Linked DNA regions of Mus musculus: regions 1 and 2 are each linked to region 3. A link is a loop called in an ENCODE intact Hi-C map of the cell type or tissue named here. Cell type or tissue: heart. All regions are shown on one strand. Each heading gives the region's core, and the rest is flanking DNA. Links, peaks and the distances in the headings are about the cores only.

The links. Hi-C counts contacts between places; a loop is a spot of excess contacts. Peaks named below come from ENCODE experiments on the same cell type or tissue, not always from the same donor. Only the 100,000 strongest peaks of a DNase experiment are listed, where the experiment ranks them.
Region 1: it touches region 3 in a loop (2.3-fold over the local background); 2 of 42 quality-filtered maps call a loop at or near these places.
Region 2: a loop joins it to region 3, with 2.2 times the contacts of the local background. A loop is called at or near these places in 2 of 42 quality-filtered maps.

What each region holds. Positions count from the first base shown.
Region 1 is chr1:98,346,104-98,356,984 of GRCm38, forward strand. No RefSeq gene overlaps it. Among named protein-coding and RNA genes, the nearest start is that of Slco6d1, 70 kb to the right of the region's middle. In heart, for the core only: a CTCF peak has its summit at 4,385 (motif pointing left); no DNase peak of the experiment used is centred there.
Region 2 is chr1:97,971,475-97,982,355 of GRCm38, forward strand. It overlaps Pam (peptidylglycine alpha-amidating monooxygenase), which reads right to left. Exons shown (of 26, transcript NM_001357127.1): 2 at 5,383-5,785; 3 at 4,311-4,431. The coding sequence starts at 5,483. Among named protein-coding and RNA genes, the nearest start is that of Gm31771, 66 kb to the left of the region's middle. In heart, for the core only: CTCF peaks have their summits at 4,743, 5,588, 5,798 and 6,959; a DNase peak (open chromatin) is centred at 5,717; H3K4me3 peaks cover 3,561 bases; H3K27ac peaks cover 3,693 bases.
Region 3 is chr1:98,274,609-98,285,489 of GRCm38, forward strand. No RefSeq gene overlaps it. Among named protein-coding and RNA genes, the nearest start is that of Gm29461, 110 kb to the left of the region's middle. In heart, for the core only: a CTCF peak has its summit at 5,276; no DNase peak of the experiment used is centred there; H3K27ac peaks cover 1,420 bases.

The DNA.
Region 1 (10,881 bases), core at 2,408-7,407, 71 kb after region 3:
AGCAAACCTAAAAGAAGACAGCCGCAGGAACAGAATCCCAATTGTAACACAAAAATAACAGGAGCAACAATTACTTTTCTTTAATATTTCTTAATATCAATGGACTCAATTCCCCAATAAAAAGACATAGACTGGCTACACAAACAGAACCCAACATTTTGCTGCTTACAGGAAACCCACCTCAGGGAAAAAGACAGACACTACCTCAGAGTGAAAGGCTTGAAAACAATTTTCAAAGCAAATGGTCTGAAGAAACAAGCTGGAATAGCCACAGATATCTACAGAACATTTTATCAAAAAACAGAAGGATATACCTTCTTCTCAACACCTCATGGTACCTTCTCCAAAACTGACCTCAACAGATACAAAAATATTGAAATTGTCCCATGCATCCTATCAGATCACTATGGACTAAGGCTGATCTTCAATAACAGCATAAATAATAGAAAACCAACATTCATGCGGAAACTGAACAACACTCTACTCAATGATACCTTGGTCAAGGAAGGAATAAAGAAAGAAATTAAAGACTTTTTAGAGCTTAATGACAATGAAGCCAAAACATACCCAAACTTCCCATAGGACACAATGAAGGCAGTCCTAAGAGGAAAACTCATAGCCCTGAGTGCCTCCAAAATAAACTAGAGAGAGCATACACTAGTCGTCTGACAGCACACATAAAAGTTCTAGAATGAAAGGAAGCAAGTTCACCCAAAAGGAGTAGATGGAAGGAAATAATCAAACTCAGGGCTGAAATCAACCAAGTGGAAACAAAAAAGAACTATTCAAAGAATCAACCAAACCAGGAGCTGGTTCATTGAGAAAATCAACAAGATAGATAAACCCTCAGCCAAACTAACTAGAGGGCACAGGGACAGTATCCTAATTAACAAAATCAGAAATGAAAAAGGAGACATAACAACAGAACCTGAGGAAATCCAAACATCATCAGATCCTAGTACAAAAGGCTATACTCAACAAAACTGTAAAACCTGCATAAAATGGACAATTTCCTCAACAGATACCAGGTACCAAAGTTAAATCAGGATCAGATTAATGATCTAAACAGTCCCATTTCCCCTAAAGAAATAGAAGCAGTCATTAATAGTCACCCAACCAAAAAAAGTCCAGGACTAGATGGGTTTAGTGCAGAGTTCCATCAGACCCTCAAAGAAGACCTAATTCTACTACTCCTCAAACTATTCCACAAAATAGAAACAGAATGCACTCTACCCAGTTTATTCTATGAAGCCACATTTACTCTGATTCATAAACCACACAAAGATCCAACAAAGAAAGAGAACTTCAGATCAATTTCTTTTATGAATATTGATGTAAAAATACTGAATAAAATCCTTGCAAACCAAATCCAAAAACATATCAAAATGATCATCCATCATGACCAAGTAGGCTTCATCCCAGGGATGCAGGGATGGTTTAATATATGGAAATCCATCAATGTAATCCACAATATAAACAAACTCAAAGACAAAAATCACATGATCATCTTGTTAGATGCTGAGAAAGCATTTGACAAAATCACCCCTTAATGATAAAAGTCATGGAAAGATCAGGAATTCAAGGTCCATACCTAAACATAATAAAAGCAATATACAGCAAATAAGTAGCCAACATCAAACTAAATGGAGAGACTGTGGAAGCAATCCCACTAAAATCAGGGACTAGACAAGGCTGCCCACTTTCTCCCTACCTATTCAATATAGTACTTGAAGTCCTAGTCAGAGCAATTAGACAACAAAAGAAGATCAAAGGGATACAATTTGGAAAGGAAGAAGTCAAAATATCACTATTTGCAGATTATAGGATAGTATATGTAAGTGAACCCAAAAATTCCACTAGAGAACTCCTAAACCTAGGGGCCTTATATCCAATATATATATAAAGAACTCAAGAAATTTGACTCCAGAATACTGAATAACCCTATTGAAAATGGGGTACAGAGCTAAACAAAGAATTCTCCACTGAGGATTACTGAATGGCCAAGAAGCACCTAAAAAAATTCTCAACATCCTTAATCATCAGGGAAATGCAAATTAAAACAACCCTGAGATTACAGCTCACATCAGTTAGAATAGCTAAGATCAAAAACTAATGTGACATCAGATGCTAACAATGATGTGGAAAAGGAAGAACACTTCTACATTGCTGTTGGGGTTGCAAGTTGGTACAACCACTCTGGAAATCAGTTTGGCAGTTCCACAGAAAATTGGACATAGTTCTACTAGAATATCCAGCAATACCTCTCCTGTTCATAAACACAGAAGATGCTCCAAATTGTAATAAGGACACATGCTCCACTATGTTCATAGCAGCCTTATTTAGCAAGAAGCTGAAAAGAACCCAGATATCCCTCAGCAGAGGAATGGATACAAAAAATGTGGTGCATTTACATAATGGAGTACGACTCAGCTATTAAAAACAATGAATTTATGAGATTCTTAGACAAATGGATGTATCTGGAGGATATTATTCTAAGTGAGGTAACCCAATTAAAAAGAACACACATATTATGCACTAACTGATAAGTGGATATTAGCTCAGAAGGTCAGAATACCCAAGATACAATTTGCAAAATATATGAAACTCAAGAAGAAGGAAGACCAAAGTGTGGAAACTTTGATCCTTTTTAGAAGGTGGAACAAAATACCCATTGAAAGAGTTACAGAGAAAAATTTGGGAGCAGAGACTGAATGCATGACCATCCAAATACTGCCTCACCTAGGAATCCATACCATAAACAACCACCAAACCCTGACACTATTGCAGATGCCAACAAGAGCTTGCTGGCAGGAGACTTATATAGATGTCTCCCGAGAGGCTCTGCCAGTGTCTGACTAATACAGAAATGGATGCTCATACTCACCCATTAAAGGAAGCACAAAGTCCCCAATAAAGGAGCTAGAGAAAGTACCCAATGAGGTGAAAGGGTTTGCAGCCGTGTATGAGGAACAACAATAATACCTAACCAGTAACCCCAGAGCTCCCTGGGACTAAACCACCAATCAAAGAAAACACACAGAGATACTCATGGCTCTAGCTGCATATGTAGCTGAGGATGGCCTAGTTGGTCATCGATGGGAGGAGAGGCCCTTGGTCCTATGAATGTTCTATGCCCCTGTATAGGGAAATGTTTGGGCCAGGAAGCAGGAGTGGGTGCAGGGAGCAGGGGGAAGAGAGGAGGATAGGGGGATTTTTGGAGGGGAGACTAGAAAATGGGATAACATTTGAAATGTAAATAAAGAAAATATCTAATAAACAAAGAAGAAATTGTCATTTACTAAGCAGATACATTTCTATTCCATGGCAGTTAATTAATAAATAATGTCCCAGTGGGTAAATGTGATTGCCATTAGAGCTGACCTCCACCTGGAGAGCTTATGTGGAGGATATGTAGGACAAACCAATTCCTACAAGTTGCCATCTGACTTCCATACATACACTATGACATGTGCAATAAGACACTCTCCCCTCCTCCCAAATTAATGAAATGTCAGAAATAGACAGACTTGAAAATTAAACATTTCTTTAGATTAACATTTGTAAACTGTACTTACAAAGTCTATTATTTCCTAAAGAAACAAATAACTAATCAGAAGATTTAAGGCTTGAGTAAGAAATTAGTAATCAGTTGAGAGAAAAATTCAAGTATTCTTTAATAATCAAACACCTTTCCTTCTAAGTCAAAGCTTATATAAAGAGCTCATCCTGTTCTAAGGCCATACACAGATAAGTATTCTTGAGACAAAATTTCTTGAACAGGTATTTCAATGATCTTCAGTCTACCTATTCCATCATCAAGTTTATGTGCTTATGGTATGAGAGGCTTAAAACAGTTTGCAGAGTATTTGTATAGGTGTGAGAACAAGCAAAAGTGTTGCTCTCTTGTGTCAGGAAGGTTGATTATTATCTGGAGATGAGAAGCAAAATCAAAAGTAAAGGAAAAGAAAGGAAAGAGACAAAGGAACATTCTCTAGGTGATATAACTGTCTGTTGGGGCAGGAGAGGGATGATGAGAGGCTCTTGAGCTGTGGGGAGGACAGCTGCTCATGTAGTCAAGGCATCATCATTATTGATTATTGTATTCAGTTTCAAACCATCTGTTGCCAAATACAGGCACTTGTAGTCCCATTCTGTCTTGTAGCTCCAGTGTGGGTTTTGTACATAGTTAATTTTTCGTGTATTTCAAAGGAAGGGACAGCTTGCACAGATGGATGATACTAGAACAAAGAAAAGACATTAGACTCTTCTGGTGATGGTTCTTTTGTCTAAGACAAGGTTATTCATTCATATTGAACTGCTTTAAATACTTGGCTGTGGTATGGCGAATATGGTTTCAAAACTAAATACCGCCATCTGGTGGTACAAAATCATCGCATTAATACCTAGAAGGTATTTCTAGAATTTTATTTCCTTCTTCCATTGTTAGTATCTTCAATGGCGTCATGATTTCAAATAAACTGGCTGATATAATCACTAAGCAAAAGAAAAAAAAGTACATATTTAAGACACCAATGAACATTTTGGAATGGGTCTCTCTAGATTCAATTATTTAGTAACAAAATTTTCAATCCAAATTATGTTTGCATTGAGAATGGTTGAGAAAATATGCAAAACCAGGGATCCAGTTTTGTCTTAGGCAGTTATGCAAAGCAATTTCCTGGTATTTGAGGCTATTATTTATACTATAGTCACAAAAAAGAAATCAGACCCACCTGTGGAATCGAGGACTCGTCCTGTGGATGAAAAACAAATCTACTTCCTTATTAGCTATGCTTTGGTTGATTCAGTGTAAACTTTCCTGACCTATGGAATTCATTTGTGTTTGAAGGGCAGAAACCTAGACTTTGTGCTTCTTTTCCTTGCATTTTCTATGCAGGAGACTTTGAATTTAACAGGGCTGAAACTAGAAACCAGTATCAGCAGAAACCTGTATTACTTCTCTGTATATCCTTCCCCTCCTATCTAGCTTTTCTATTTTATAAAGACTAAGGTACATTTTAAGAGAGGTTATCAAATGTGAAGTGTTTCCAGGCAACAGACCTAGTCCCTGTTATTTTTTTATTTTAGTGATTTTTATCATTCTCAAGGGAAACAATATACATCTGGCTAAAAGACAATGTTTAATAAATTTTGAATTACATCAAAATGAAGAATTCTTTTTTTCCTTATAGCCCTCGTAAGAAGAGGTTTTAACCAAAATGGAATTCCTAAAGAGCTAATCAGCTGCAATACCTCCTAGCTAAAATATTTTAATAGTTTCATAATTAAGAATTTCTTTACAGGTCTATTCCTGGATCATCTTTACTCACATTCTCAGTAATTTCTCTGCACGAATGCACATTTGCATATCAAAAGACAGCAACATCCTCACACACTCACACCCACATATCCCCCACACCCACATTCACACAAATTCTCTCTCACATGTACTCACTCACTCACACACACACTCACACACACACGCACACACACACAGAGAGAGAGAGAGAGAGAGAGAGAGAGAGAGAAAGAGAGAGAGACATAGTACTCATCACACAAGACTATGAATACTATGTGACATCCCACAGACCAACACATTATGCAGCCTTTAGTGAGTAATAGTTGACCCCCTCTAATTATTGGTTGCTCCCATGGAGGCTCGATGCCCAGTGTAGGAGAATGCTAGGGTGGTGAGTTGGAGGTGAGTGGGTGGGTGGGGAGCACCCTCATAGAAGCAGGTGGAGGGGGGGGATGAGATAGGGGGGTTGTGGAGGGAAAACCAGGAAAGTGGCTAACATCTGAAATGCAAATAAATAAATAAATAAATAAATAAATATTTCAAGGCAACAAAAAAGAAATTATTGTTAAAAGCATCAATGACAGACAGATGATATTGATTATCAAGTTCTAATATACAACCTCCTTTAGTTACCAAGGGCTTCAACCTACTCTTACCTCTCCCTAGTCACTCATTAGGGACAGCCAAAAGATGAAGTTCTAATAAATGCAATGTAACTGAACAAGATATGTGATAATTTTTTTGTTTTTTGTTTGTTTGCTTGTTTGTTTGTCAGAAAAGTATTTGCTGGGGTTTTTTTTTGTTTCTTTTTTCACTCTTGTTTCTACTATCTGGGACCGGGTGACAACTGTCCAATGCCCTTCAATTTAGAGATGTAAACTAATGATGGCTTGGCAGCTCTGACACATGGGCCATGCAGAGATGTGGAGACCAAGCTGGCAGCCCACACTACTCCAGATTGTCATGTCACAGAAACACAAGGCTGTCACTCAAGCCCCTGTGTTCCAGGTGTTTCTCATAACAATTCTGTCTGCATTCTGATATGTTTTCAAAAGCAATCCCTATTCTATGGCGTTAAAGCTTTATTCTTCCAGTCTCTACTTGGAAAATAGTTTCCATTTGCATTATGTGCTAGGACTCAAGCTGAATATAGGTTATGGGAAGCACTGAAATATTGCTTCTATGATGAACTAAAAGGACACAGAAACCTAACTGCCTACAGTGTTTAAATCATTACAAAAGTAAACAAAACAGCTCCATAGACTGTTCAAAAACAAAACAAAACAAAACAAAACAAAACAAAACAACCTCATTTCTCAAAACTGTCTCTGGCTTTTAGCTTCTTCTTCCTGCATGTTTTGTTTTCTTTTCTTCCTACATTTTTACCAGTCTTCAGCCTCATGTTCTAGGACAATCTTCACCTTAAATGTGTGGGGATGAAAGCAGTCCAAATAACAGTGGCTAATGTTTAGTCTGGCCTTTATCACCTCTCAGATCTTTGCACTTAACTCTGTAATCGATTGCTCATCCTTCATTCCTCCCACAAACACACTTTAGAAACCTAAATGGTATGTCTCTCAGAGACTCCAAAGATCATCTGCTTTCCTGCTTGGCCACAATCTATATACAAATCCAGTACCTTGTTGCCTCACCTGCTTGGTGGAAAGCCCATCACTCTTCAGTGACTACCCTCAAATATGATTCAGAGGCTGTTTTTCTACTTGTACATTTTTTATCAGTTGGCTCTCATTAATGTCATTGAGCTGTATTTGTCCTCCAAGCCAGTCCTATGCCCAAGGTTTTCAGATGATAAAGTCCTAGATTGTTTTTTTTCTCTGCCCTGGAGTCATTAGGTCAACAGTAGCAATGACCTAAATTAACCACTGTTGATGAATGACTTTCAATTCAACTAATATATTGTCAATATGATATATATGTGCTACATATTATAATACATAATAAATATATATACATAATATGACATCTGTATACTCATGTATATTTATTAATATGTACCATAATTATTAATATTTTAATATAATATATTTTGTATATAATATATAAATATATAGATACGTATTTGGCATAGGTCTCACATAATAATATATATCATATATATATGTATATATATGATATATGCCAAACATCAGGCCTCTGAGGACTTATCATTGGCCATTTTTTAAAAATCTGAGATTAAAAGCAGACAACATCATCAAAGAGATTAGAATTTTGACTCTGCTCTAAATTAATATTTTTATTCTCTCTTATAACTTTTGTTGTATATTTTGTAAACTATGTTTCTGTCACTTGATGAGGCTAAGTATTCACCTCTAGGTTTCTACGTGAACATGGAAAACTAATGAATGGTTTCATTTTACAGTAAACTTTCATTGAGGGATGGGCAAACAATGTAAGCTAAGCTTCAAATTATTTATAGAGATTGAATTGCTGCAAGAAAGAGATTTTAATATTTTCATATGAGATCAAAAACACTAAGGCTTTAAACCTGGGCATTCAAATGGCCAAGTTTTGGCCAATAAATATCTAACTAGATGGAACTTTTGATGTGGGAACAAGGAGAGTAGTTTAGACTGGAAGTATTAAATGATTACCTTTTAATGAAAGGTTTATTGGCATTGGATGTAAATTTGTCAGCTGTTATTTTCCCACAACAACTCTGGGTTGAATAGTTTTCACAAGGATGGACAATCTAAAATTACTATGTAGTTATTTGCAAGAGAAAATAAAATAATAACACAACAAATAAAATGATTGCCAGATGTTAGTTGTATCTGAAATAGTTTTTATTAAAGAAATTGTTTATTTATTTAAACAATTGAATATTTTCAAGCAGAATTTTTAATTATGGACCTTTGAATATTTCATTTTTTCCAATGTGGATCACAACAGTATCTATCTATCTATCTATCTATCTATCTATCTATCTATCTATCTATCATCTATCTATCTATCTATCTATCTATCTATCTATCTATCTATCTATCATCTCTCTACCTATAGTTTTAAGATCAGCACCAAATGGTGTGCAATCTTATTTTGTTGAGTTAAACTTGTATATGCTTTTTTTATTGCCAAGTTGAGCTATAAGCAATATAATCCAATATCTTAAAACAAAGCAATATAGTAGGGGTATAATTTATTTTGGAAGTAATACTGAACCAAGATTTGGCTTGTCTAGTCCTACTCAGTACACACACACACACACACACACACACACACACACACACACACACACACATGATTGTGTACACATGCACGCACACATGCACAAACCCCCTCACACACAATATTTATGTAGGTAGTATGTATGTATATGTGATTCTAGACAGCTGTCTTTGAAATTGAAATGTAATGAATCTGCATTGATGTGTAATGAAAATATGTAAAATGTGCATTAAATGTCTATGAGTTAGTATTTGAAAAGAGGGTTTAAAATGTCTCAGTAATAATCTTTCAAATATTTTAAAACTTTTTTTGTTATGTAGTCTGTATCTCTTGTGAGGAACACTGTCAGCCAAGTTGCATAACTTCATTTAAGATATATGCATAGAAATTTGTATACATATACACTTATACACATATTATATTCAAGTTTAGGTAAATACAAAATAATGCAGGCTTTTGAATATCCTTAGTAATATTTGTCCTTCTTCCCTACACCACCTCTCTATATTGCTCCACCAACTGATGAAAGTCCCCTTTCACTTCCCCCATTTTATAGCTCATATCAACTGTATTCTGCTATTCTTTCTAGTATCCAGGCTCTAAGGTTAATTTTATTTTTTTGGTTTCTATGGTTACTATAGGTTATAGATGAACATCTAAAGATTTAGAGCTGGGACCCACAGATGAGAGAGAACCCATTTGTCTGTCTAGATTACCTCCCAACAATGTCTTCTAGTTTCACCCCTGCAAATTTCATGGTTTCGTTTTCATTTACAGCAAGACAGTATTCCATAATGTATTTGGACTACATGTTCTTTTTTCACACTGACTTCTAGAGTGGCTGTATCAGTTTGCATTCTTATCAACTGAATGAGGTTCCCCTCTCCTCACATCCCATCCAACATTTATTGTCATTTTTTTTTCTTTATCTTGCGATTCTGACTGGGGTGAGTTAAATCTCAAACTGGTTTTTATTCACATTTCCTTAATCGCTAAAGCTAATGAACTGCTTTTGAGGTTTTTCTTAGTCATTTTTATTTTATTTTACTCCCTGTTTATCCATAGTAATTTAGTTGGGTTGTTGGTTTTATTGACTCATTAGTTTTTTTAGATTTTTTATATGATATTATATATTAATCATCTGTCAGATGTTTAGCTAACAACAATTCTCCACCATTGGGGAATATATTCTTCACTCAATTATCTTGTTAGATGCACAGAGCATCTTTAGTTCTATAAAGTCTTGTCAGTGGATGGCCCTTATTACTGTGCAAATGGAGGTTTTGTTTTTTTGTTTTTTTGTTTTTTTGTTTTTTTTCCCAGAAAGCCCTTTCATACACTGTATCTTGTAGGGTACTGTCTATATTATCCTTAGCAGTTTTAACATTTCACATTTCAAATTGTGCACTTTGATACACTTGGAGTTAGTTTTTGTGTAGGATGCGGTGCATGGGTTGTATTTCATTCTTCTACACATAAATATCCAGTTTCCCGTACAGCATTTCTTGAAAATGACTTTCCTTCAGTATATGCTTTTGACCTTGTTTTCACATAGAAATTGGCTCTACCACAACATACCCAAACTTATAGGACACAATGAAAGCAGTCCTAAGAGGAAAACTCATAGCTCTGAGTGCCTCCAAAAAGGATCTGGAGAGAGCGTACACAAGTTGCTTGACAGTACACCTAAAAGCTCTAGAACAAAAGGAAGCAAATTCACCCAAGAGGAGTAGATGAAAGGAAATAATCAAGCTCGGGGCCAAAATCAACCAAAAAGAAAACAAAAAGAAACAAAAAGAGCTATACAAAGAATCAACCAAACCAGGAGCTTGTTCTTTGAGAAAATCAACAAGATAGATAAACCCTTAGCCAGATTAACTAGAGGGTACATGGACAGTATCCTAATTAACAAAATCAGAAATCAAAAGAGAGACATAACAACAGAATCTGAGGAAATAAAAAAAATCATCAGATCCTACTACACAAGCCTATACTCAACAAAACTGCAAAACCTGGATGAAATGGACAATTTTCTAGACAGATATTACATACCAAAGCTAAATCAGGATAAGATTAATGATAAATAAATACTCCCATATCCCGTTAAGAAATATAAGTAGTCATTAATATTCTCCCAACCCCCCCCCCAAAAAAAACCCCAAAAACCCAGGACCAGATGGGTTTACTGCAGAGATCTATCAGACCTTCAAAGAAAACCTAATTCCAACTCTCCTCAAACTATTCCAGAAAATAGAAACAGAAGGTACTCTACCCAATTCATTCTATGAAGCCACAATTACTCTGATACCTAAACCACAGAAAGACCCCAAAAAGAAAGAGAACTTCAGACCAACTTCCCTAATGAATTCCGATGCAAAAATACTCAATAAAATTCT
Region 2 (10,881 bases), core at 2,054-7,053, 300 kb before region 3:
TAAAGTATACAATAATAGTAGTCTACAGTAAACACTCAAACACTCAAAAATATGTTCTCTCTCTGAAAAAATGCTTAAGAGGAACAGAACATCGTAAAGAACCCGAATCTGACTGAGAAAATTGACAGTCACAAGTTCGTCTTCTACTGCACAGATGTTTGCCGATCAATCACTGTGGCAAAAGATTCAATTTTTAAAAAAGGAAAATTACAATTCTATAGCCTTCTCTTAAAAATGTACATTAATTTTAGTGTATGAGTGTGTGTGTGTGTGTGTTCCTAAGTATATAAATTCAATCCGCTTACCCCGTGTAATGTTCCTTTGTTTTCAGGACTGACCATTGCTGCTCTATCCCAGGGAAGATATTTTTCAGGCTCTCCACTCTCCTTAGTTTGTCCTCTAGTTTTGTTTGTTTGCCTGTTTGTTTTTTTGTTTCTTGGTTTTGCTATTCGTTATTGAGGACTGAATACAGTACCAGGCAGACACAAAGCAATTACTGGACATGTAATTCCTGGGAATCTACTTGAAGAGTTTTGTTTTGATTATATGAGGTACATTAAAGGCTGAGACAAACAAATGAAACCGTATACTGGAGGTTGGTGAGGTGGCACAGCGGGTGAAAGGTGCTTGCCTTACAACCTTGACGATGAGTTTTACTGCCAGATTCTACAGTGGAAAGAAACATCAATTCCTGAAAGTTGACCTTTGACTTCCACACACATTCACCCCTCCTCTGCTCTCCCTCTCCTCTCCTCTCCTCTCCTCTCCTCTCCTCTCCTCTCCTCTCCTCTCCTCTCCTCTCCTCTCCTTTCCTCACCTCACCTTCTGTCTCTTCCTCTCCTCCTTCTCTCCTCTCCTCTCTTTTCTTATTTTCCTCCTCCCTCTCATCTTTTCCCTCTCTCATACACATACTATTATAAATAAAATAAAAATTAAAAATGATATTGTAATAGAGTCCCTGTTACTTTTCCTAAACAAACTGGTTCAGGTTTAATGGAGTAATTTTTAACAGGCATTCATATTGGGAAGAACCTCAATGCAGAGGCCTGACGCAACAGGGTGTGTTTTAGCAAAATAATAATCTAGGATTATACTCCATCTGTGCAATCAGTTGGATGTCCTACTATGTGAATTATGCCTAATGTCTCCTCCTCCTCTATTATAATCTGCTTACCTTCCTATCCTAGCCTACAGTCTTATTTCTCAAGCAAGAGAGTTCTGTCAGTCTTATCTCTGCCCCACACATTATTTCCAAAACAGAAGCAGTACTTCCTAACGTCTAGACTGAATGATGTATTTCTTGGACCTCTCTGGGCTATTGACACCACCGTCTTGCTTCTCCATTGTGACTTTGCATGAATTCTGTTTCACTTGTTGAGCCACAGCCAATAGGAAATCTCAACGTACTTACCAGCTTCACATTTCCCTTTCTTCTTGCCCTTCCTTGATGTAAAAAGTGTGCTCTTACCTTTGAGATAGCATTGAAAATGTAAATGAGGAAAATACCTAATTAAAAAAAAAGTGTGCTCTTCTTCATATTCCAGGTATTCTATATTTCCCCCATTTATTCCTATTCTCCATCATTTCATTTCCCTTTTAAGGCTTGTACCTGTCTCACTCAGCCCCCACTCTCCCTCTCCCTTTACTTTCTTCATCCTAACATTCTTCATTCTATCTTCCTCTTCCATCTCCTTTCTGCTGACCCTTGTCTGTGTGAGCTCTAGGTTTAGCCACATTGTGAGGCAAAAGTGGTTGCTTTCTTCCACACACACACACACACACACACACACACACACACACAAACATACCTACAGTCTCACACCTCTTCGACCACCTTATCAAGAGTGCCACGGTGAGGAGGAGAGAGGTTTTCTATCTGGCCGTCATGGGCAGCCTGTCATGTTTCATGAATGCTTACAAGGTGCATCATCTGTAGGTCAGCGGGGAAGCAGGTCAAGGGTGCTGAGGGAATGTACTGAAACATTCTAACCAGGTCAAAACTGTTTCAGAGCACCTGAATCCCCCCATCCAATCGCAAGTCGCAGTTGCAAGCAAGACCAACCTCAACCCAGCGTGAATGAACTAGGCTAACATAAGCAATGGTGCCAACAAGACTGAGATCACCGGGAACATCCACTGGGTCAGCCTCTCTACAATGTGTTCTGTTATACTATTCTAGGTACACCATTCCCATAAGGCTAGTTACACCAGGGCTCCATGCTTGCCACTTATACAAGAGAAAGATACATTCTTAGCAAAAGTCCTAATAGTTGATTGGACTACTCTAATACACATATCTTTTTTGCAACCAATCACCATGGTAGGGAAGCCAGATCCAGCCATCTGCTAGTCCTGGTTGGTTTATGCCCCCTCTTGAGTTGACTCCTGGGAACCACATGGTCTTATAGAGAAAGAGCAAAGAGGAGAATGATTCAGCTGCAAGGCAACCAACAAATGGCCACCACACGAGCCAAAGTCCTGGGCCTGCAGTGCAAGACAAACAGCCAGCAGTTTAAGCCCTGCATGCTTTCTTTCCACGTAAGATTCTAAAATTGAATAAAGATTTAATTTATGAAAACGAAGCTCTCCCACACTTTTTTTTTTAAATTAACTCTTCTGGTTACTCTTTCTGAGAGTAGTGGTTGAGACAGAATTGTCTACTATTGTTACTCAATAATAAGAATAAAGGAATATTTTCAAATAGCTCTAATTGACTATTTGATTAAAACGATGATGTTCTTGTGGGAAACGTGATATAAGACAAGTTGTCTTTTAGACTGTTTTAGACAGAAGCTGGGCATTCTTACTCATTCCTGTCTCTCATGCAACGAGGAGATCGAGACAGGAAGAGTACCAGGAGGTTTGGGGTAGCTCACAGTATATAGAGGGAAACAATCAAAGAAAGAAAGAAAAAAAGAAAGAAAGAAAGAGAGAGAAAGAAAGAAAGAAAGAGAAAGAGAGAGAGAGAAAGAAAAAGAAAGAGAGAAAGAAAGAAAGAGAGAGAAAGAGAAAAAGAAAGAGAAAGGAGGAAAGAGAGGAAGGAAGACAGATGACCAATTAGTGATTATTTTGTATAAAAAGAAGCAGCAGCTAAGTTTAAATAAATACAGTTTAAAACCACATTTTAAAACTGAGAACAAACAAACAGCTAATTTCTTGGGTTGGGGACTATGGCCTTCGTGCTCCGGTTTTAGTGTCGTTGTTAAATACTAAACAAGGTGATTACAAAACTCAGGGCCAGGACAGAAATAAAATGTACAGAAGAGGTATCTGTCTGGTGATGTGGTCATGCAGAGACAGTGTGGGCCATGTCCTTCACAGCTCTACAGTAGTTACAGATAATCATACTCAGGTCTTCAAATACTGTCAGGTATTACCCTGACGTAAGAGGCCTATGTATTTCCTAGAGCTTCTGGTTGTCCATTTCAAAAGTCGTTTTTCCTCAACAAATAGAATACTTTTATTTTCCCAGTGGTACAGGGGAAAAAGAGGAAATCAAATCGTGCATTATCTGTAAGACTGAGTCATCTGTCAGCTCTCCCACATCCAGGCCTCCCACCGTCCACAGCCCTTCAAAAAGCACAGGGCTATCTTTTAATGACATACATAAATCCCCGCACTGCCAGGCTGCAGAGCGTAATTAATTCTGGCCTTTCATGCTTAATGAAACACCTTGTACACACACGGCAGTGGCACTGTTAGCTTCTTGTGTGTGCTAAGACATGGGGTGCCTAGCAACCTTGTTCGACTTCACATGCTCTGCGACACGTCTGTGTGAGCACTGCTGTTATCTCTTCAAAAGAGAGCTCTAGAAAATTCGTTCTGCCACCTGTGCGAATAGTTCCCTTAACTTTCCAGACCGTGGAATGTTTTATTTTTCAAGTTCTTGGTATTAAGCAAGATTTTCTACCTTAACGGTGGCGGCTTTGGAAGCATCTTTTAAAGACACAGTAATCTGGTGGATGCAGCTGCTCAGCGTTATTCCCTTCATTAGAACACTTTGCCTTATCGTAACGCACATTTAGGCGCTGTATTACAGAGGACATTTCTCCATAGAGAGTCTCAAAACATAGATTTTTTTAAAGTTTCTGTTTGAGTCACAAATAACAAAGTGGGTAATCTTTTCATAAGCCTAATTTAACTGAATATTTTCCCTTGAAGTCTTACCCATTTGACAGGACTCCAGCCTCACCTGGAAAGTCTGAAAGCAAAGAAGTTACCACAGCTATACACGCAAATGCCTTGCTTTACCTTTAATTCTAGACATTGCGCAGAACAGGTGAAAAATAAAAGGACAGAATTCCACGCACCTCTTTAGGTGTGACCCCAGGCATGCGAATATCCAGTGTAAAATCCGAAGAATCAATAGGAGTGATGGGTCTGGTGGTACCAAGGCATTCATTGGAAAATGATCTGGTAGTTTCTTTAAACCTTAAGGAGATAATTTGAACATCCTTGAACATAATAGGGAGGACAGAAATAAAGCCTATGTCCTTAAGTTTAAGGATTAATAATATAGATCTAATAAAAACTATAAGATGTAATGGCTCTGTAACAATCCTAACTCCCAGAATCATGTTATTGTCTATGAACAACTTATAACCAATTTGTAAGCAAAATAAAGCCAAAAGAACTAAGCAGGGTATAAAGTTCGACCCAATAAAAGCTTATACTTCCATATTTATTTCTACTTAATGAAGACGTTATCATCCTCACATCCGTGCTAGTTTTCTAGTGGCAAGACTGTGAACTGTAACCCCGTGGCATTTTGTCAACTATGAGCGTCCAACATTACTAATCGGAAATAAACAACAGAAAACCCTAAGCACAGCCTTGCTAGGTACAGTTAATTATATGAGGGCGAAATAAAGACTGCGATGTGAATTACAAACGTACAAGTACATAAATATTTCATATGGTAATTACGAGGTGCGTGTATACAGCTCGATATTTCCTAGTGAGCTATTACAGCCAATGATCTTCTCCCCACCACCGATCTATCTTGATATTTTATTCCTCCAGCTGTTACATATAGGAAGGCATTCAAGTCTAAACAACTATATTGCAGTTTCTGAAATATTTCTCCAAGAGGGAGCGATTAGTTCTGGAAATCACAACTTCTAATTGGAGTTCCGAAAGCCAGGGTAGCAGCTTGGCTATAGGACGATTGAGTGGGCTTTAAATGCAAGGGGCACTTCAGGAGAAGTTACTGAGCTAAAATTGGAAGACGTTTTGGGTAGAAAAAAATCAGCCTTGTAGAGTTTTTTTTTTTCTTCCAAGAACCAGGTTACTTCAAGTGACTACATTTCTAAGGAGCATGCACAGAACCCACCCCAACGTCCTTCCTCCAGTCTAAAGAAAACAAACAAGCCAAACACGCACCTCTTAAAGACAGAAAGTGGGCTTCTGAAGGCCAGGCAGCTGCTCTGCAAGGCGAGCAGCCCCAGCAGCAGCAGCAGGCGGCTGCGGGCGCGTCCGGCCATGTCCGCGCAGGACCGGGGCAGCGGGCAGTGGCCGGGCCAGCGGGAGGGCAAGGCTGGCGGCCGCAGCTACTTCATGGCCCCAGGCGAGGGCGATGCGCGGCCAGCCAGGTCCGCTCCGTCCGCTCCGGACGCGTGGGAAGCGGCGCTGGAGTCCGCTCCGCCCGCCCGCGGGAGCCGCCCGCCCTCCAGAGCGTCCGGGAGCCGGTGCAGCCACAGGGCTGGATGAGCAGGGTCCTTATCGCTCACAACGCCAGGGGCTGTGAGGGCTATCGCGCAGACCCGCGTCAGTCATCATTCGGAACCTGCAAAAATAGAAGCCGATAATGGATGACTAACACATTACAGCATTTGTCCTCAGCAAATCCCAGCTGAGGTTCCTTAATACACGAGGAGTTTCACAAGCTTGCGCCCAAGCCTGGGGAAAATGCTGGTCTGTTGATCTCTCTCCACCCCAGCGACAAGCCCCAGTGACTTCACAGACCCTGAGCAAAGCCCCTGTCCTGCCTTAGCTTGCTCTTCCTCCCCTCCACCCACTCAGGGTTTGTTTTTGTTTTTTGTTTTTTTGTTTTTTTGTTTTTTTGTTTTTTTTTTTTTTTATTTTACTGTTCCGATTTTTACCTGGTTCTTCACCCTGCCTTCCTTTTCTATCTAGTCCACTTCTCCGGGTTTCTTTATCACTCTCTCATCTCATCAAAAAGAAAGCCATGCTCCAGATCTCCGTTCAATGTAAACAAAGTTATTCACTCAAATCATTGACTAAGGCACAAGGAATAAACCAGAGAGGCGAAGACAAAGCACTTAGAGACCACGATAATCGGGCAGAAAATATGAGAACAAAGGCATCCCATGTACAAGCACAGCGGGGCTACAGAGGAGAAGGGGTAGAGAGAGATACCTTCTGCCTGCACAGACATCTCTACATAAGCAATTGCCCAAGTTCTCAGCATTACTTTAAAACAAATTAAAACCCTACAGTTAACAAACGCGCCTTGCAAAGGCCCATTAAAAATCTGGCATCTAATATACAAATCAATAATTTCTTCCTGTTGTGGTATGTATCCCCAAAGATATCCTATCCTACATAAAGTTTAGAAACTAGTAAGAGAATTAGAAAAAGGTGGGAGAGGAGTGGGAAGGGTCTCAGCCATCCTCCAAATGAAGTATATCTAGAAAGACTATGGTCAAGAACTTCATATTAATATGAATAAGAGAGATGAGGGCTCAGGGAAGGATACCTCAAAACTATGGCAGATTTGTTAAGTTGAATAGTTTTATGAAAAGGAAATTAACAACCTTTAAAAGAAGGTGCTAAATCAGGGTCCTCTTATGTTTCTTCCTCCTCTCTACACAAGCATTGTGTTTCTCCAATACGAATATTCAGCTGCAGAAGGGAACACAGCTGTCTTCCACGCTCAGCCTGAAACCCTACTATCTCAGTATGGAAAACAGAAATGCACCCCTACTGGACAGGTTCCCATGACCAGAACATAGCCCAGGCACACACAAATACCAAAGGGGTGATTTTTCTGGGAGGTGATTTTCTGGAGCCTTAATTAAAGCCAATAAAAATGTGCAGTCTATATTTTGCAAACACCACCTCCCTTACAGAAAAAAAGTGGCGTGTTTATGAATATTTCTGGCTAGTGGGAGAGTCACAATCCTATCTTTGTCCACTATACTGTGCTTTCCCCTCTTCCCCAAGTGTTTAAGTTTGTATGATTTTTCCCTGGGCTAATCTTTGTCAATATACTCAATGTGAACTCCTTCAGGCTTAGGGGAAACTTCCCTCTGTTGTCTGCAGAAGCCACACAGAATATGTGACATTCCACATACAGCTCAACTAAGCTAAATCCTAGGACTTCAATAGGCTAAACTCTAAATAATCAAACATAGACTTGTCTGTTGAGCTGAACATTTTTCAGATTAGGAATTAAATCTGAAAATGATAGTTGGCATTAATTTAAAATATTTCAGGTACATTGTGAAAATAACTTCTATAAAATAGAGTTCTAAATGCTTAATCCATATTTATAAATATGGCCCAAAGAATATCAAATCAGTTGATTTGATGAATAACAGTAAATAACAAAAGTCAGGAGCTGGGGACAGTTACTTTATGGTACAGTTTATGCTTAGCAAGGAAGGGGCTCTAAGGTCAATTGCTAGTACAAAAAATGAATGATAGTTCAATAATTTAAACATTTTCCTCAATAATATGTTAGCTTCCAAATTTCCCTCTATAACTCATGGTATAGTGAAGCTTATGCCGTGTGTGTGTGTGTGTGTGTGTGTAAAAACCAAGAACATAAATAAACATGAATTGTAAACTGAATGATATTCATCATGGCCAGCACTATCTAAGTTAAATACCACACACCAAATATATAAACAAAAATTTAATGTTCAACTACTTCAGGGATGCTTGAGGCTCGCCAGCACCCAAGGACCACAGGTGATCTGCATAAGCAATGGTGTTTTTAGAAGACTGTTAATGTTTGTTTGAACTTTTGCCTTTGGCTCCCTGTTTGAAATCAGCAACAAAAACCTTGAGATGTCCTTATTCTGGGTAAAGGAAAAGGCCTCCTGGGGATGGGGACATTAATGTTGAAGGCTACACCAGTGTCTTAGTGCCCAAACAAGTACAGTCCTGTCCAGTGACAATGGAGAACATTCCCTGAAATTCTCTTTTGAAAAGTGTATATATTAGGAAAGGAATTCTGTTCCATTCAGAACAGGGTTCAAGGACAGTCCTTGCTTGAGCTGCAAGGAGGCTTGGCCTTAAACAAAATACTCGAAAACAAACTTATTGTTAAAATTCTGTAACTGGAGCACACCCTTTAGTACTAACCTTGGAAATAAAATTCCACTGAACTCTTTGATTGCTTTTATTACCTTTGATGTCCCTAAAGCATCCACTTAAAGAGAAGAGAAGAGAAGCTGTGGGCAGAAGCCCAGGTGGTATTTGTAACCATAAATACAATACCTTTTACTATAGAACTGAAAGCGAACTATGGTTCTTAAATCTTTCAAAGATGCGATACACATTATAATACTATAATAAATATGTTTAACCACTACCACTTCATTTTTATTTTATTATCCTTATTAATGTAGGATATAGAGGATTCCAGTTTTTTTCTCTCAAGATGTTTAAAATTCACATTATATGTTACCATGACAATGCTTTTATTCATTCAAAACTACTTAATTTTGTATAATGCACAAAACACTATGATCTGTGTTTGGGTTTGTTCATATGACTAACACTAAAAGGAGAAGGTAAGTTACTTCGGAGGTAAGAACTTCACACAACTGATGGAAGCACTAGTCTCAGAAAAGACCATAAAAGCACCTCAGACATCTGAGAAAGGGAAGTGTCTTCAAGATGGTATGAACAAGAAGAAATGTTAGATGGCAACTTCAACAGAAGGCACAGCCTGAGCGTGCCTGGTATAGCAGACAGCAGAAGCCAAGGAGCCCAGGTGGGAAAGAGGACATGATGTGTTTGAGATGCAGTAATAAAGACTGTTTCCTAGAGACAGCCAGCCCGGGCACCCTATTTTATCTGCAATATAAAGCACATATACTGTTTATACATCCATAATTTCACCAGGCAAGGACGGTTTCCAGTTTATGGGTTTTAATTCTGGAAGACGATCATTAGGGAGTAAGTTGGGGCTGCAGCAGAGGACCATAAAACTACCTGGGGTCACTTTCACTGCTTTTATTTAACAAAGATAAAAGGAAACCCTGAAATCTGCAATTGGTTAAAGACTCAGAGAAGCACTTTGACCATTTGTTCATGGATTAGTATACTCCATGAGAGATGGGGAAGACTGTGGCAACTGAGTAGCTGAAGGAAAACTGTCCGGTGGGTGTCTAGCTCTATCTGCTGGAGTGAGTACACGGCCTTCCTATGCGTTAATTTCTTCACTGACAGAAATGATCACACCACCTACTTCATAAGAGCTATTCCAGGAATAAGTGAATTAATCTCCTAAGGACAGGGCTAAGTGTGTACTAAATGCTCGCAATTATTGCTGCTCCAAATACATATTCAGTGCCTTCATGTTGAGGACAGTGATAATCAGACAGATAAATTCCCGGTTTTACAGAAAGTGCTTTCTTGTGTCGGGAAAGAAAAAAAAATGAAAACAAAAATAGCTAGCAAATTATGAATTTCATTTACTTTTCAGGAGATTGTCTGAGGCTAGAAGGACACGACTAAACAGACTAAACGATGCATATACATTCATACAGCATATGGATTTCTGGGAATTTCTTCTTGAACAAAATCTAAACCATGAACACAAACATGTCAACAATGGTATTTAATAGCACTGGTCACAATAACAAACAACTAGATGCTTTTATTAGTAGCACTGGAAGCTACCTGAATGTATATCAAAAGCAGACTGGTAATATTTTTTAAAAAATAAAACTTTAAAAGCATATGAAGGTATTCCTTTTAAAGAGACATGTTTCTTTTTAAAGCTAAGAGCATTTTATAATACACTATTTTCACTTTGCATAACCAAAAAATTAAGAATCTCAGAGAAGTGTTGCAATTATAGTACAAAAATCTATTTTCTAAAAATATTAAAGATGAAGTTATTGACCTTCTGACTATACATGCCTAGATATTTTAGGGGGATTTCCATTTTAAAATGGGTACATCTGGGCTTATGAGATGCCATATCATCTAAAGGACCTGCTGCTAAGCCTGGAGACCTAAGACTTAAAAGTCTCAAGACCCATATGGAGTAATCCAGCTCTCTACATGCATATGCGCACGCACGCGCATGTGCGCGTGCACACACACACACACACACACACACACACATACATACATATATACATATACAAATAAATAATCCAACTTAAAAAACTAAAAAGTACTTCCTACTATGCGGCTAGCAACCAGTGCTAGATATGGGAAGGTAAAATGTCCCCACTCTGTGATCTTTTAATGGCCGCTTGAGTATCCTTACCAAATGGCAGCGGGCTTCTCCCAGTGTAGTCCTTTATGATTGCAGCACCGGAAATTTATCTACAGTATGCCATTCTATTGGTCACACAGTTGAGCTCCACCCCTGGAAGTTTTCATTATACCAATTTTTGTCTAGCTAGGACCATGTGCATGCTGACTGTTTTAAAGTCATCTATTCACCAGTTAATATTTTCCCTTTTAATTAACGTTTTTGGTGAGGAGGTTATTTTTGCTTCGTAGGTAACTTTTTCATCAGACTTTCAACTTTTTTTTTTTTTATCACAATGGGCTTAAGGTTCTCTGTTTTGTTCAATAGGTTTTAACGTTACTTCCGATCTTTTAAGTACATTGTCTTGATGCTAAATTGTCTCAGATGTAGCCCTCTCTAAAGCTACCTTTGTGTCTCTT
Region 3 (10,881 bases), core at 2,537-7,536:
TCAAAGATGAGTGGCACTCTTATTTCTATCTTCTCCAGTTTCAACCCCCACCTCAGCATTAATCCACAAGAATGACAAGGTTATGGAATTTTATCTATTTACTATGAGATAAACGGTTTCAAGTAGTTGAATAATTCCATCGAGTCTATAAAGGTGATAGGGAATAGTGTTGTGCTCAGGATATTTTGGTTTTGATTATAATTATCATCTGATTTTATATTAATACACAATAGCATATTGATAGGTCATGTGTTGCATGTGTTTCAGATAGTTAATTTTAACGTATATGTACATGTGTAGGGTGTGTTGGGATAGAAACAGCAGATTTCTGTAAAGTTCTACACAGTAAATTCCAGGCTAGCTAGAGTTACATGTTGGCATACTTCCTGAAAACAGAACAGGAAAACAAATAAACACACATATGTCTCTCCATTAAATGGTGGATTCTTAAGAAATTGAAGAGAGGTTTCATTTTATTCACCACGAAGTTTGGCAACAATCAGATGCTCAGCCAATGAAGGAAGCATTTTCAGTTCTAAAGAGAAAGTAGTCTGCATGCTAACCACGCAAAAACCATACAATCATTATTCCAATAATTACCACGGAAAGATCCAGGTTTTTTTTTTTTTTTTTTTTTTTTTTTTTTTTTTTTTTTTTACTTTTAGTTAATGAAAGGGGAAATAGAGGTCTAAGGAAGGAAAAAATATGCTTGGTCTCATAGAGATAGGCAAAGCCAAGACTTAAAACCAGGTCTGCATAAACTATAAAGTGGAGATTTCCAGTTAACACAGATGCAAAACAAAACACACATGTTTTCCTAACAAAAAAGGGTGTAGTCATAAAGGAAACTGCTAGTTTGTAAGCTAACAAAGAGTAAAACACACTATAGAGACAGGGCTTGGTAACACTAAGTCTTTCTTTATAGGTCTTTGAAAGCATATGAAGCTGAGATTAGAAAGAATGTTGGAAACTTGGTCCTTTTAATACTTGGTCATTCCAAGACAACAAGAGACTTAAAGATAGTCAGAGTTATTTTTCTATAGAACACAGGTCTCAGCACAATAGTCTTCTAACTGACAGTGTGAATCTGGAAGCTTGGGCTGAGTCAGACTTGAGTGTTCTGGAGTATACTCCGAGAAAGCAGAATGAGTCAGCCAGGGAAAAAAGGCATACACTGGGTTTTATTAATGGAAAATTTGTCATTGTGATTCTAATCAAAAGATTTAAAAGGAGAAATGGGAACATTTCAGACTTTATTTTTAGTCTTACAGTTTTTAGAGATTTCTCTTGGGGCAGACAAAGGAGAGAGCTGTTCAAGAGATACTGTCTTTTATTTTGTTTCTCCTTGGAGCACTGTGAGACAAGACTTCAAGAGCAAGAAAAGATCATTCAAGCACAACCCAGGAAAGAGAAGAAATGGGGTGGATAAATAAGGCAGGAAGGAAAGGAAGTGACAAAGTTTGTTAGGACTTGAGTTATTGACCTACTAAACTACTATGTTCCCATCAACTTGTTGCTTGCATTGGGTATGCTAAACTCTCATTTATTAGAAGAAAAGTGTTTCAGTGAGTGATCTTGGGCATGAAGAAGTCCTGAGGATTACGGGTAGAATCAGTGCAGACTACTAATAAGGAAGCAAAAACAGTCATTCTGAACAATGACTATAGGACTTTGAAATTTGCAGAAAACTTTTACAACAGATCCCCAACCTGAGAGTCATTCTTCCAATCATCCAATGAAGTGAGAACACACACCATCATTCTGATGTTAGAGATAGGGAACTTGAGGCACAGAGATTTTTGGTATCTTTCTCATGGTCACAAAGACTAGAAATAACACAGCTAGAGCAATAGTTAGTTTTTAGCTAAAAGACAGTGAAACTTTCTCCTAGGGCATGCATAATTTTGTGGTCTTAGGTACTTGTGGTATTTTGCCAAGACATAAGGACTTGAAATTAAATCTGCAGTGGGGTTTTGAGTCCTAGCTTCATGTTGGAAAGAAGCACAGATAAATGATAAATTAAGAAGTGGCTTTATAGGCATTCAGCTTAAATGTAAAGATAACAAAGATAGAGGAAGTAATCAGAAGAGGAAAAAAGGGGATAAACATGGATGGAATGTTCCCATTCTTTTTCTTCTTTAATGACTTCAATTACAAATGTCAGATAATTAACTCACTGTCAACTGAAGTTTCCTACATCATTTACTATGTGGAACTGAGTAGTGAACCCTCTGTTTAATGTTCTCTGATTGAGTCTCTGGCACAGCATGAGTGTACTTATTCAATTTTTGTATAATGTGTCTTTGACAAGATTCTACTTTCAAGCAGTGTATGTCATATCTAATATGAGATTTTGAAAGTTTCTTTACTTATTCATTTTAGTAGTGCTGTGAAATACTAATTACATAAATCTACAAGTTACATTTGAAAATATTTATATGCCTTGTCTATTGTTTTTCATATTGGGGACCTTCAAACAAGGCCACCTGAGATTCCACCTTCTCTGGAAGATTATGATATAAGGGTAGTGCTCAGATTTTGGCACAGAATATGTCATATAAATTATTATCTTTATAAGCCAGGCCATTGTCTGCCAGGAAGATTTTTCTAAATTCTTTTGTTTTCTCTGTTGCCATATGAACAACAGAATTTCTTATTCTCTGCTATTAATAAGCTGTCATAGTCACAGCTAAATTGGAGATTGTAGACTGCATCACCATGGAGATTAGATTCAGCCTAAAGGATGCTGTGATGGAAAGAACTCTTCCTTAACATCACACAATTAAGTAAAATAAATAAAAACCCACATTTCTCTGGAGTATTTTGGAGATGAAAAGGAGAGGACACATTTAATGGTCTGCCCAGATGATGATCCCTTACTTGGACCTGGGCTAAAGAAGCACAGTTGTATTCACAAGGATGCTACAAAGATAGAGAGACTCTTATTTCCCACACTATTGAAAAGAGTGCCCTGTGCTCACTCAGGTTAGAGTCACAGTTAAATAAATGTTGTGCTTTCAGTCATGCTCATGTAATCAGGCTCTGAAGGTTAAGTTTTTCCAGTCTGTTCTTTTGTTGTTTAGGGGCTTTACAGTACAGTGCGGGAAGGTGGTGTTCTAGCAAGTGCTGCCAATTAGATGGCCAGGGACAAGACTGAGTAGGAGTCAGGAAAAAAAGACCTCTGAAAGAGTCCCTGATATAGATGCTTAGGAAGCCAGCACTCATGACCAGAAATATTACGTGAGCCACAAGAATTGGACCACAAATTACAAGTTCACCCAATGTCTACACTGGAAGTCTCAGGTAAGCTGGGATCCTCTAAGGAGAAGAGGATGAAAAGTGAGAATAAGGTGCCTACAGTTCCTCAGTGGCATAAGCTATGTAAACAAGGTCTCCAATTCCTCTGATCATGAACTCATTCTCCATAATGCACATCTAGGAGAGGGGAGGTGGGGCTGAAGAGATGGCTTAGAGTCTAAGAGTGGTTGTTGTGTTTTCAGAGGTCCATGGATAGCACTGAGGCTCATAGCCTTCTATAGTGGGATCCAACTCTTTTTTCTTGTTCACAGACATACATCCAGGAAAACACTCATTTACATAAAATACATAAATAAATACATCTTAAAAGAAGAAGAAGGAAGGTGAGATTAAGAAAAAACATAGTCCATTTTTGAAATAAGTATCACTTACAAGAACTATTTGAATTTTCCGTATTTTTTAAAGCTATGAGCAGTGGTATATTTAGCTGACTTTTTGCCTATCTAGGGGGGCAGTGGCAATGGGCAGTTCATAGAGAGATCATGTTAGGTAAAGGCAGCACGAAGACATTACAATTTGCATATGGTTTAACATTTGTCATTCTGATTTACCCCTATTCCTTAACACATCAACTCTCTTAATCCTTAAAGATGGGGACTTTGAGTTTGCGTTTCCCAAATATACTTAATTCTATCCCTGCTATAGTTGCTTGTTTTCTCTTTGGATGTGAGTATGTGCATGTGGATTTGAGTATCTGCATTTGTAAGGCTGCCAGTGGATGTGTGTGTGTGTGTGTTTGTGTGTGTGTGTCTATGAAGCCAGATGACGATGTTGGGTGTCATTTGAAGGAATATTATCTATATCGTTTAACAGGGATTTCTCATGGGCTGAACCTTACAATTACACTAGACTGACTGACCATCAATCCCTTGAGTATATTTATCTATCTCCCTAGTGCTGCAATCCTAAACCAATGCTACTACCAGCACCTTGACTGGTGTTGTTAAATGGTCTAAGGACTAGATTCTGGTTTTCAAGCTTTCATAACATATGTTTTCCTAATTCCTCTGTCTTGCCTCCATTTCAGAGAGAAGAGGGGTGGGAAACTGTCTAGATAGCCTGGGCTAGCCTAAGCCTGAAACTTGAGAGCCTTCTTCCTCAGCCTACTTGCTAGGGTGCTGTGCACTGCCACTTGGTTCTATCTCTGCAGTGATTCTAACCTGTCCCTTTCATGGACTTAGGCTATAACCTAGGGCTAGATAGTTTTATTCCACTTGGAGAAGCTGCTGTCTCTACAGTATGGCTTCCTACCTCAGACTACCTATTGACATTGGACACATCATTTTTACCAGAAAGCATGACACATCTTGCCATTTTACTGTTCTGCATCTTTGAAAAATTTCCAGACAGGGCTTTAGTTAACCAACATGACTTTTTAATGTCTCTGGAATGGATATGCCCACTTTGTGCCTTCATTCTGGCTTTATCTTCTGGAATGCACTTCCTTTCCATCTGTCTGACTGGGTATAATTGGCAAATCCAAGCTTTAAAGAAATTCACCCTTTTTTTTTCTCCCAATGTCTTTTTCTGGCATACTCAAGCCAATATGTTATGTTTATGTGTGCATTTGCCACCACTATCAGTTTTTGCACAATCAAGGTCAGATGGTCCTATCATCCCTCCGACACTGACCTTTGCCTTGCATCTGATTTATGTTCCAAACATAAGTTTTTCTTCTCTCAAGGGTTAAGAAGACAAAGTTCCTTTCCAGTCTTTCCAACTGTAGCACCTAATTAGTAATGATAGCAGCTTTGCCATATTTACTCTACATGGATAGTGGATGATTTTGAGAGGTACAAATTAGGTATAAATAATTTCTTGCTTCATGTATCACATCTCTAAATGTTGCTGATAAGTTAAACAGAAACATGTAGAAAGGCATTATGAACTATACTAGTTGCAGCCTGTTGCAAATACTATAAATACCTGAAGAGGGCTCTTGAAGTCTGAGATAGTTAAATGGGACAAGCTGTTCCTGCTAGATTCTGTAAACACATGGTTTAAAACAAAACACGAAATCAGTGCCCCATTTGTACTTGCCTAGTTCTCCATTTTAGTAGTTCTTTATTTTCTCACTGCTTGAGAGGAAACAAAGGAAAACTTATGCCACTGGAATTGAACTTTCAGATTTTGACTGTACATGGTTTTAATCTCATGTTTTTCCCTGCTCTGATTCATTGTGGCTTGTATACATTCTGACGATGAATGCATTTTAAACCTGATCTATATCCCCTGATTTTAGAGTTGAGGATCAATACTGGACTTAACAATTAAAAATATTTAGTGTTTTTATTTTTTTAAATCTTTAACTGTATGTGGAATGCAGACTTTCCTTTATCGTCTGTAATCTGTAGCCTGGATTCCAAGTGCTCTGTGTGTTTTGTATCTAAATTATGAGTTCTTTCCTTTTAGTTTATCTTTGTGAAGTTGAAATGTTGGTATGGGCAATAAAACAGAACTTTTAACAGTTCCCATGAACTATGAGAGGACAGAGTTGGCAGACGAATAAGTGCTATTTGCTTTGAGAGCTTGCTCATGAAGCTTAGCACAGGGTCACACTTAAGGCAAAAACATCTTCCCTCTCTATGTAGCGTTTCTCACTGCTTGTTCCTTTTTACAAACAGTATCTAAAAGCCAAAGCTTCACTAAAGAATCTAATTTGAGAATTATAAACTGAACAGAGCAAAGGACATCTTCTATTTCAAATGGAATTAACTATTGGCACCAGGGACAGCACAGAGGGAAGCAATTTTAATCAGAAACTCAGGGCGAGCCAGCTCCAGAGTGATTGTTGCACATCAGTAGACTAAACAATGGAGAAATGGACAGTCCTGCCTAAATGTGGATGAGAAAATGTTTGCAAAGCCTAAGCAGAAAGCTTTGCTACACGAGGTTCAGCTAGCTAGATTATAGCAGACTTTCCCTCCTATATTCCTATTCTATTGGAAGGAGCGGTGGGAGGTGCTGTTTCCTGCAGCCCCCACCTTCCTCTTTTCTTTTGCAAGCATTGACTGATAGCCTCTCACATCTCGTTTCCCTCCATTTGGTTTATATGCAACAAGGTGACTGTTTCGGGGAGCTGCATGAGTTAGTGTGTTTATTTGTTAGAACCGATGGGCCTTGACCTCATAAAAACTGTGTTGGAATGATACAAACATAACCGTTTTCAAATCCAGCAATTTTACAGCCAATTAAAGTACTCTTTAGAGAAATCCTTGTGCATCTTACCAAACTAGAAGAGTCAGTGTGTTCATGTGATTGAAAAGTCCCTCTTCTGTTCCTTTTGCTGCTGCTGCTGCTGTTGTAAGGCTTAGGAGAATGGCCTGGCCAATAGTATATCTGCAAACAAATATTATAGGCAGCTACTCTATTGTGTTTTGGTTACAATATTACTTAGATATCTTTCTTCTTTATGACTGTATTTAAGTAACTAGTTGCTTACTTTCTGAAATTTACATTTCATCTCACTCCTTAAATCTAGTGAGGAGAAATGTAAGCTAACGTGATAAACATTGTTTCTGATACACTAATTAAACTGACTTTTGAAAAGATGGCTTACATGTCTATCTAACATGTTTCATTGACACCATTGCTATAGTATGTAATTTTAATGTAAAATAGCCTTCTTTGCAGGGAATCCAGCCTGCTGCTGAATCTTTAAATTTTCAGTGTCTGTTGTCATAGTAACCAGAATTGACTCTGGTACCCACTGTGTTCAACATAAATTAATTTAAAGACATAGCATTTGAAACAGTTTAGTCAATTTTAACTATGTATCTGGCTAGGTCTTGGATTTCAATGCTACTTTATGTTTAAAATGTCATCATATGTGTTGCTTTTGTGCTAATTAGACATATTTGTGGGGTTCAATGTCTTAAATGTGATTTAAAAAAATGCTGGAAAACTGGTTCCTGAGTTGCTTGTGAGATGCAAGGTTTTAATAATGCAAAGGGTATTTCTTCTTTGAAAATACTGCAATACTGCTCTCTGTCTTTCCAGAGTACACTGACGTTATGTAGATATATGGGCTTGATATTATCCAAATAAATCCTCATTTTGTGTGTGGACAAAGATCTCTCAGGACTGTAGTGTGGTAGTCATCCAAGGAGAAGGAACCTCGCTGTATTTTGTTACTTTTTATGCTTAATCAGCCCCTATTAGGCTGAGGAAATGGATTTTCTCATTAAATAATTTTAACTTGCTTGACATTATTTTCCCTGTAGCCTTTGGTGGTTTCAAGAATGTAGTCCATGAGCTGCTTGCTGTTCAGTGAGGGCTGAAGGTATCTGTTTTTCCTCCTCTGACCTAGCCAACCATTACAGCAAGAGCTTCCATATTTGTTTAATGAGCAGTGTATGGTTCACTTTATGTTGTTATTAAAGTAACTATATGAACTAAAGTAGAATGCAAAGCGTGGTAGATATTGAGACTTAAGGGATAGAATAGAATATATTTAAAAAATTTTAAATTAGTGTGCCACTTTGTGCAAACATAGGCCATGGCACAGGTGTGGAGGTCAAGGGACAACTTGTAGAAGTCAATTTTTTCTTTCCAACATGTGGGCTATGGGGATTGACCTCAGGTTGACAGGTTTGCCAGCAAATGCCTTTCTCCAGTGAGCCATCTGACTAGGCTAACAGTATAGATTTTTTAATAATACATTTGTGTTTGATAGTCAAAAATATTACTAATATTTTTCAGCAACATAACCTAATAAGAGATATTATGTCTTATTTCTGGAGAATGACTCTCAATGCACTATCAAGTCTTATGTCATATTTTTCTAGTCCCAACAATATTATGGCAACTATATAAAAAATAAAACATTTTTAAAAATTATCTTCCTATCAAAAATGAAAGTATAGTTTTCTGTGACATGGTTCCAGGTCCTCTGGACCATCTAATGTTGACATGAAGTTATCTGAATCATCATCTTTCACTTGGGATTTCAAATGAGAAATGAGCTTGTGGAAGTTCACTTTCATTTCTTTTGAAGTTAGAAAGAACTCTGTACGTGAAATATTTAGAATCCCAGTTTCATACATAATAATAAGCTGCTGCATCAGCATACGAGGTTTATCTGAATGAACTGTTTCCTGCTATGATGTGGTGATAGAAAGTGGAACAGAACATTTAGGTAGAGATTGAGATTGACCACAGCTCTGTGTGACTCATGCCAGCCCACCAGACAGTGGCACTGATGATACAACAAGACCTAATGTAACTTCACTGCTCCTATTTGTTCTGATATATATATATATATATATATATATATATATATATATATATATATGTGTGTGTGTGTGTATAGTCAAAATTAGAAAGTTTAAGACATTTCTTTATTTGAATTAAATCCCATAAACTCTAATGAGTATGTTATCACCTCTTATGTTAAATTTTCTGTTAATTGCTAGATGTAAATTTGAAAATTTATTACTATATTCACTTGAAAACATGTTTTATGTAAGCATAAGAGATACTCCATAATAAAAACATATGTATTATTATTTTATTATTATTTAATTATGTTTCATAATTAAAACAATCATAATTTAGTGTGGCAATTTGACCCTTATACTAAAGTTGTTATGGATATTATCTATACTATTTATGATGACCAGAGGAAGTGACAGGTAAATTTAAGAATAGGCTACATTGTCAAGTTTCATCCGGTCCACTCCAGCACCAGGGTGCCTTGCCCGCAGAGTCTCTGGACACCCGCAAGGACCCACACAGGATCCCCCATGGGATCTTAAGACCTCTGGTTAGTGGAACACAGCATCTGCTCCAATCCAATCCCACGGGACCTGAGATTGCATTAATTAAGGAAGCAGATAACCTGGCCTGATCAGGGGCACAAGTTCCTTCTGGTCCACTCCAGCACCAGGGTTCCTTGCCCGCAGAGTCTCTGGACACCCACGAGGACATACACATGATCCCCCAAGGGATCCTAAGACCTCTGGTGAGTGGAACACAACTTCTGCTAGGAGGCAGGTTCAAACACCAGATATCTGGGCACCTTCCGTGCAAGAAGAGAGCTTGCCTGCAGAGAGTACTCTGACCACTGAAACTAAGGAGAGATCTAGTCTCCCAGGTCTGCTGATAGAGGCTAACTTAATCACCTGAGGAACAAGCTCTAACCAGAGACAACTATAACAACTAGCTTCAGAGATTACCAGATGGCGAAAGGCAAATGTAAGAATCCTACTATCAGAAATCAAGACCACTCACCATCATCAGAACACAGCACTCCCACCCCACCTAGTCTTGGGAACCCCAACACAACCGAAAATCTAGACCCAGATTTAAAAACATTTCTCATGATGATGGTAGAGGACATCAAGAAGGACTTTAATAACTCACTTAAAGAAATACAGGAGAACACAGCTAAACAGGTAGAAGACCTTAAAGAGGAAACACAAAAAAACCTTAAAGAACTACAGGAAAACACAACCAAACAGGTGATGGAATTGAATAAAACCATCCAAGACATAAAAAGGGAAGTAGACACAATAAAGAAAACCCAAAGTGAGGCAATGCTGGAGATAGAAACCCTAGGAAAGAAATCTGGAACCATAGATGCCAGCATCAGCAACAGAATGCAAGAGATGGAAGAGAGAATCTCAGGTGCAGAAGATTCCATAGAGAACATCAGAACAACACTCAAAGAAAATACAAAACGCAAAAAGATCCTAACTCAAAATATCCAGGAAATCCAGGACACAATGAGAAGACCAAACCTACGGATAATAGGAGTTGATGAGAATGAAGATTTTCCACTTAAAGGGCCAGCAAATATCTTCAACAAAATTATAGAAGAAAACTTCCCAAACCTAAAGAATGACATGCCCATGAACATACAAGAAGCCTACAGAACTCCAAATAGATTGGACCAGAAAAGAAATTCCTCCTGACACATAATAATCAGAACAAAAAATGTAATAAATGAAGAGAGAATATTAAAAGCAGTAAGGGAGAAAGGTCAAGTAACATATAAAGGCAGGCCTGTCAGAATTACACCAGACTTTTCACCAGAGACTATGAAAGCCAGAAGAGCCTGGACAGATGTTATACAGACACTAAGAGAACACAAATGCCAACCCAGGCTACTATACCAGGCCAAACTGTAAGTTACCATAGATGGAGAAACCAAAGTATTCCATGACAAAACCAAATTCACACATTATCTTTCCATGAAACCAGCCCTTCAAAGGATAATAACAGAAAAAACCAATACAAGGATGGAAATCACGCCCTAGAAAAAGCAAGAAAGTAACCCCTCAACAAACCAAAAAGAAGACAGCCACAAAAACAGAATGCCAACTCTACAAACAAAAATAATAGGAAGCAACAATTACTTTTCCTTAATATCTCTTAATATCAATGGACTGAATTCCCCAATAAAAAGACATTGACTAACAGACAGGCTACACAAACAGGACCCAACATTCTGCTGCTTACAGGAAACCCATCTCAGGGAAAAAGACAGACACTACCTCAGAGTGAAAGGCTGGAAAACAATGTGGCAGAATGTGGGCAGCCACATTCATTAAATAGACTTTA